2 separate regions of the Homo sapiens genome follow, and region 2 is linked to region 1. A link is an interaction called in ENCODE POLR2A ChIA-PET data of the cell type or tissue named here. Cell type or tissue: endothelial cell of umbilical vein. All regions are shown on one strand. Links, peaks and the distances in the headings refer to the core of each region. The heading gives the core; the rest is flanking DNA. Region 1 has its middle 1.9 kb from the start of LINC02154. Region 2 has its middle 83 kb from the start of LINC02154.

Region 1 (2,920 bases), core at 285-2,784:
GAGATCTTTAGGATCCTAGTATAGACAAAGAAGCCATGGTGGCTAATTTCTCAGATTCTAGCAGGGCTTCTTTACCTCCGCCCTACTGACAATTTGGGCCAGATAACTTTTTGTGGATAATTATTTGTTATGGGAACTGTCCTGTGTGTTGTAGGATGTTTAGCAGCATCCCTGGCCTCTACCCACAAGACACCAATAGCAATCACTTCTCTAGGTGTGACAATTAGAAACGTCTCCAGACATTGCCAAATGTCCCTGCAGGAGTAAAACTGCCCCTAGTTGAGAATCATTGGATTATAGAAAGAAGGAAAATAAAAATCATGATGTTCTTTCATTTTCTCCAAATCATCCGACCAACAACATTGCTAATGGTAATCTAGAGACAGTTCATAACAAAACAGGCTTAATTTAGAAAGATATAGTTATGGATTCAGCCACTTTGATTAAAAAGTTGTAATTCTTGTCTTTAGTCCACTGCCCATTCATCCTAGGGAGAAGATTTTATCAAGTACTAGTAAGTAGTAGGCCTTAGGCTACAATCTACCAACATGTGTCTAATTCAAGGGCAAAGAGTTGGAAACTCATAAGGTGGAGAGGAGGTCTACTTATAAGCCAAAGAAAGCACATTCCAGAGTTACTTTACTTAAGAATTAACAACTACAATACAGAGAATTTGTGAAAAACCCATTCTGCCACTGAGAAGGCCACTGGGATTTGATACAGTGGAAATGAAATCTGGTTCAAACCATAAGGCCATATCTCCCTAAAAGATTCCCCTTTTGAAAACTGCATTTAATTTGACTAACTACTCAACAAAATATTATATTCATAGAATGCAATTCTAGGAGAAAAGTTGGTTTGATGAAAGAATCAGTGGCGTCTGGCTGTAATCAATATGCATGATTGCCATGAACCATAGATAGGCTAATTCCACTTAGATTTAAGCACCCTTCCTCTAGTTGTATACCGGTCATGCTTCCTGATTAGCTCTGATATGCAAAGAGCTTAGAAGTCAACATTCCTGTTCTCACAGCAAGAAAAATGCTGAACAAGCTAACAATCAACAACTTTTCTTAAATCTACCAGAGAATTGAGGTCACAGGGCAAACTGCCACCCCCAAAACTGTAGAGATGTGTAAATACAAAGAATTACAGTTTACCAAGAGCAGAGGCTTCTGGAACCAGTAACTGGTAGGAACACTTAAATGGTAATTGATAAACTGCTGAAGGCTGAGTGCAGACTAACTTGAGATTTAAAAACTCCTGATGGCCCAGTTTTAGGAAGCTCCACACTTTTGTGGGATTTACCACTAGGTGCCCCACCGAAAGTAAAAATCATATGGGAGAGAAATCTCCTCTGCTTTGAGCAAGAGGAAAGAAGAAGTGCCATTTTGAAATAAGCCCAGGGTTTTCTGTGCCACTAGGAGCCCCATAAGAGTAAAAATCATATGGGAGACAAATCTCCTTTGCTTTGAGCAAGAGGAAAGAAGAAGTGCCATTTTGAAATAAGCCCAGAGTTTTCTGTTCTCTGTCACAAGAGTTACATCAAGGGAAATTACCAGAGTCTTATGTGACCAAGAAGAAGGGCAACTAGACAATGCTAGTTCCCCCTAGCCTTCGTGTCTCACATAATGATAAGGAAAAAAAAGGCTGAGAAATGCTGAATGTCACAGCTCAGGGACTCAGGCCCACTAAAAATAGCTGAGATTTAATTATAAGATTATAGAGTGCTTACCCTCCTTAAAGTCTTACCACCACATCAGCAAGGCTCCAGTAAAAAAACGGTGGATTACAACTGAGAGAACTGAAAGACGTAATCTATTTAAGAAAGAGTTCTTAGCGGAACCTAAAGGCACCATGGAAGCAGGGAATAAAAGGAAACTATAGAAAACTGGAGCCTCTGGCATATATGCGTTACAATTAACATTAAACGTAGCCTAGCTCCTAGCCAGATCAACATAAAGCCTTATATTAAAAGCCCAATTAACTCAGTTTCTATTACTAGATATAGCATGATCACTTCCAACAGAAAAAAATTATGAGATATGCTAAGGGAAGGAAAAAATAAAGTCTGAAGAGACAAAGCAAGCATCAGTATCTGACTCAGATATATTCAGATTTTGGAATTATCAGATAAGAAACTTAAACAACTATTATTGATATATTAAGGGCTCTGTGGTATAATAAAGAATTTGGCCAGGTATGGTAGCTCAGACCTGTAATCCCAGCACTTTGGGAGGCTGAGACGGGAGGATCACTTGGGCCCAGCAGTTTGAGATCAGCCTGGGCAACATAGTGAGATCACATCTCTACAAAAAATCAAACAATTAGCCAGGCAAGGTGGTATGTACCCATAGTCCCAGCTACTTGGGAGGCTGAGGTGGGAGGATCGCTTGAGCCCAAGAGGTGGAGGTTGCAGTGAGCCAAGATTGCCTTACGGTGCTCCAGCCTGGGCAACAGAGCAAGACCTTGTCTTTAAAAAAAAAAAAAAAAAAGTTTATCTGGCCTTTGATCTTAGTTCCTGACAAAGAACTTCAAACATCCTGGGAATTTCCTGAGAGATAGAAATTATTTGTTATGCTAATGAGGTAACTCATGACAGACTCCTAGTTAGCTTCAGGATGGGAGATGGACACCAGAAAGACCAAACACACGATTAGAAGGCTGGAACTTTGGGCCAGTTTTACCTGCATGGAAAAGAGGGCTAGAGACTGAGCTCAATTATGTGGCCAATTGCATATCCAATCATGCCTGTGTAATCATATTCCACATAAAAAATGTGTACACTGAAACTCAGTGGAGTTTTCTGGTTGGTGAACATACTGGTGTACAGGGAGGATGATGCACTCAGATTCCTTGGGAAGAGAGTATGAAAATTTTGCATCCAGAGCCCTTCCAGATCTTGTCCTAAGTGTATACT
Region 2 (2,920 bases), core at 229-2,728, 85 kb after region 1:
GAGGCCGGAAGCAGTGGCTCATGCCTGTAATCCCGGCACTTTGGGAGGCTGAGGCAGGAGAATCACTTGAGCCCAGGAGTTTGAGACCCGCCTGGGCAATACAGTGAAACCCTGTTTCCACAAACAATTTTTTAAAAATTGGCTGGATGTGGTAGCGCATGCCTGTGGTCCCAGCTACACAGGAGGCTAAGATGGTAGGATTGCTTGAGCCAGGGAGGTCGAAGCTGCAGTGAGCTGTGATTGTACCACTGCACTTCAGCCTGGGTAACAGAGCAAGACCCTGTCTCAAAAATAAAATAAAAAAGAAAAGCAACAAGCCAGTAGGGCTCATTTGTTTATTTATTCATCATACTACAACTAACAATATAGGGAAACATTTACAGACTGCTTACATCAGTGTATTCAATTAACAGGATGAAAAAAATAATTTAGGAAAGAATCAAAGAAGGAAAATAACATTAAAAAGTAAGACAAAGCATAGGGGTAAATTTGGTGTGCAAACCATTTCCCTACGTGCTTGCTAGAAGAGGGCAGAAAGTTTGTCTCTAAGCTTTTCTGTGGCAAAGACAGAAGCAAAACAATAAAAACAACAACAATGTTAACAACAGCAATAGTAGTAACCATATTAACCTTTTCATGCGTGCCAAGCACTGTTCTAAGTTCTTTAACCCTTACAACTCCAGGAGATAGAGTTTTTTTGTTCGTGTGTGTGTGTGTTTTGTTTCATTTTACAAATGAGGAAATCAATCACAGATAAATTTGGTCAGTGTGGCAGATGGATTATTGTTATTAATTCTTCTCTCCCTCCCTTTGCCGTGTGACCTAGCATTGCAATAGTACAGAGTGCGTCCCCACCCCTTGACTTTGGGCTTAGCCAGTGGAAACTCTGCAAACTTGACTGGAACTTTAAAGCTGAAGAGGCACAGGTGTGTGATTGGGCATGACATCTTATGCTCCTGTGATTCACCGTGAGGAGAATATACCCTGAGTAGCTGCTGGTCCAGAGAGAGTGAGGAAACACATGAAGCAGGCCTAAAACCAATGTGCAGCCTGGAGGCAAGCTCTCCTAATCCTGGATGATTCCAGCCAAACCACAGCTGACCCATAGACCTGTGCGTGGAAACATGACTATAAGCTCCTGAGAACTGGAGATCGTTTGTTAAACAGCAATGACTAATTAACACTTTCAGTTTCAATGCACCCCTAACCTGGAGTCCCTGAATATCCGTAGTAAGCAATGGATTTTACATTCCTTAGGTGGTCTCATGAATATTCATTCTTACCACCAAGCTTTTCGTAAGGATTGTGCAGTTATTAGAATTCAGTAAGTAGTCTTCATTGTGCCTTTTATAAGCAACATAAATCAGGTTCAAACAATTCATTTCCCGTGGTTGAAGATAGGAATAAAACAAATTGCTTATATCTATCACAATATATGTACGAGAAAGAGGAAAATTTTTAATCCAGTTATACAAAAATTTTAAATCAAAAGCAGGTGACCCAGAAAGAAAACAAGAAGGGAAAAACTTGCTTTAGTCATGCCTTTTGCCTAGAGTCTACCTAGCTTCCTACTCCTGGGCTTAGGATTTTTCATGAAGGCTGGTAGAAGCATGGGGCTCAAACCAGTTCTAGCTGATGCCAAAATATTACAGAGAAAAAGGCAGCAGGAAGCAAACAGAAGACAAGAAAGAGAAAAAAAATCAGGTTTCTCTCAAGCCTCTCAGATTAATCATTAACACCAGTATTTTATCCTTTGGCCATTATAAAAGTTAATTTTAATCAGAGTTAGTTATCCTAATTTCCAAATCATTTTCCATGTTTCCATTATTCTCTATGTCTTTTAAGGTATTTTAAGATGGATCTGATGTGAAGCCCTACTGTCTGGGCATCTGTAACTAAAAACACTCTGACTCTATAGAATTGAAGTTATTTTTAGAATACTGAAAATTCCTCTGGTGCAACAGACATAGTGATGATCATAATATTTTGAAAAGAAAGTGTTTGGTTGGGTTGTATGTAAGAGAAAGGCACACACACACACACAGACCAGAAACAAGTGGTCAAAAACCAGGACTCAGATTTTTTTTCCCAGTGTGTATTTACACAAAGAGTCTTTACAGTTCTTGAGATGGATCTACTAACGTCAACAGAGTCTTTATTAAGATTTTTCAGACCACTGATGAAAGATATAAAAATGATTTATAAATCAATTATAAAAGCTTTCTAGATTAGATTTAAAAAGAAAAGCTAATCTTATTCAAACTGGCAAGCATTGTTATTCAAGAGAATAAAGCCTTTTTAAACCACCTTCTGGTGGCTTTTTAAAAAATACTTTATTTGAACTCTTGTTTTCATAGTAAGTTGAAACTTTTATCATCGTAATCGTGTAGAAATAATTCTATTCCCTTTAACTTCTCCTATATTCCTGGCAAAGTATTTGCTTTAGTGAAGTAGTCAAATAAGTTCTTTGTCAACCCAAAAAGCAAAACTCTTGCTTTATTTGGGTGGGGCGGGGGGAACTCTGCTAAATAGTTGTTTCTGGGCTGGGTGCAGTGTGGCTCAAGCCTGTAATCCCAGCACTTTGGGAGGCTGAGGTGGGAGAGTCACTTGAGCCCAGAAGTTTGAGACCAGCCTGGGCAACAGGGCAACATAGAGAGACTCTGTCTCTACAAAAAATAAAAATGAACTAGTCAGGCATGGTGGCATGTGCCTGTGGTCCCAGCTACTTGGGAGGCTAAAATGGGAGGATCGCTTGAGCCCAGGAGGTCGAGGCTGCAGTGAGCCAGGATCATGCCACTGCACTCCAGCCTGGGTGACAAAATGAGACCCTCTCTTAAAAAAAAAATAGGTGGAGTTAGCAATAGAGAAGGTTCTAGTAGTATATCATCCAGTACCAACCCTTGCCCCTGAAGTGGATTCA

Evidence for each region. Peaks named below come from ENCODE experiments on the same cell type or tissue, not always from the same donor. Only the 100,000 strongest peaks of a DNase experiment are listed, where the experiment ranks them.
Region 2: POLR2A ChIA-PET joins it to region 1 with 5 read pairs; 3 of 35 experiments call an interaction of 5 or more read pairs at or near these places.

What each region holds. Positions count from the first base shown.
Region 1 is chrX:13,303,892-13,306,811 of GRCh38, reverse strand. No RefSeq gene overlaps it. Among named protein-coding and RNA genes, the nearest start is that of LINC02154, 1.9 kb to the right of the region's middle. In endothelial cell of umbilical vein, for the core only: no CTCF peak of the experiment used is centred there; no DNase peak of the experiment used is centred there; H3K27ac peaks cover 206 bases.
Region 2 is chrX:13,219,278-13,222,197 of GRCh38, reverse strand. No RefSeq gene overlaps it. Among named protein-coding and RNA genes, the nearest start is that of LINC02154, 83 kb to the left of the region's middle. In endothelial cell of umbilical vein, for the core only: no CTCF peak of the experiment used is centred there; no DNase peak of the experiment used is centred there.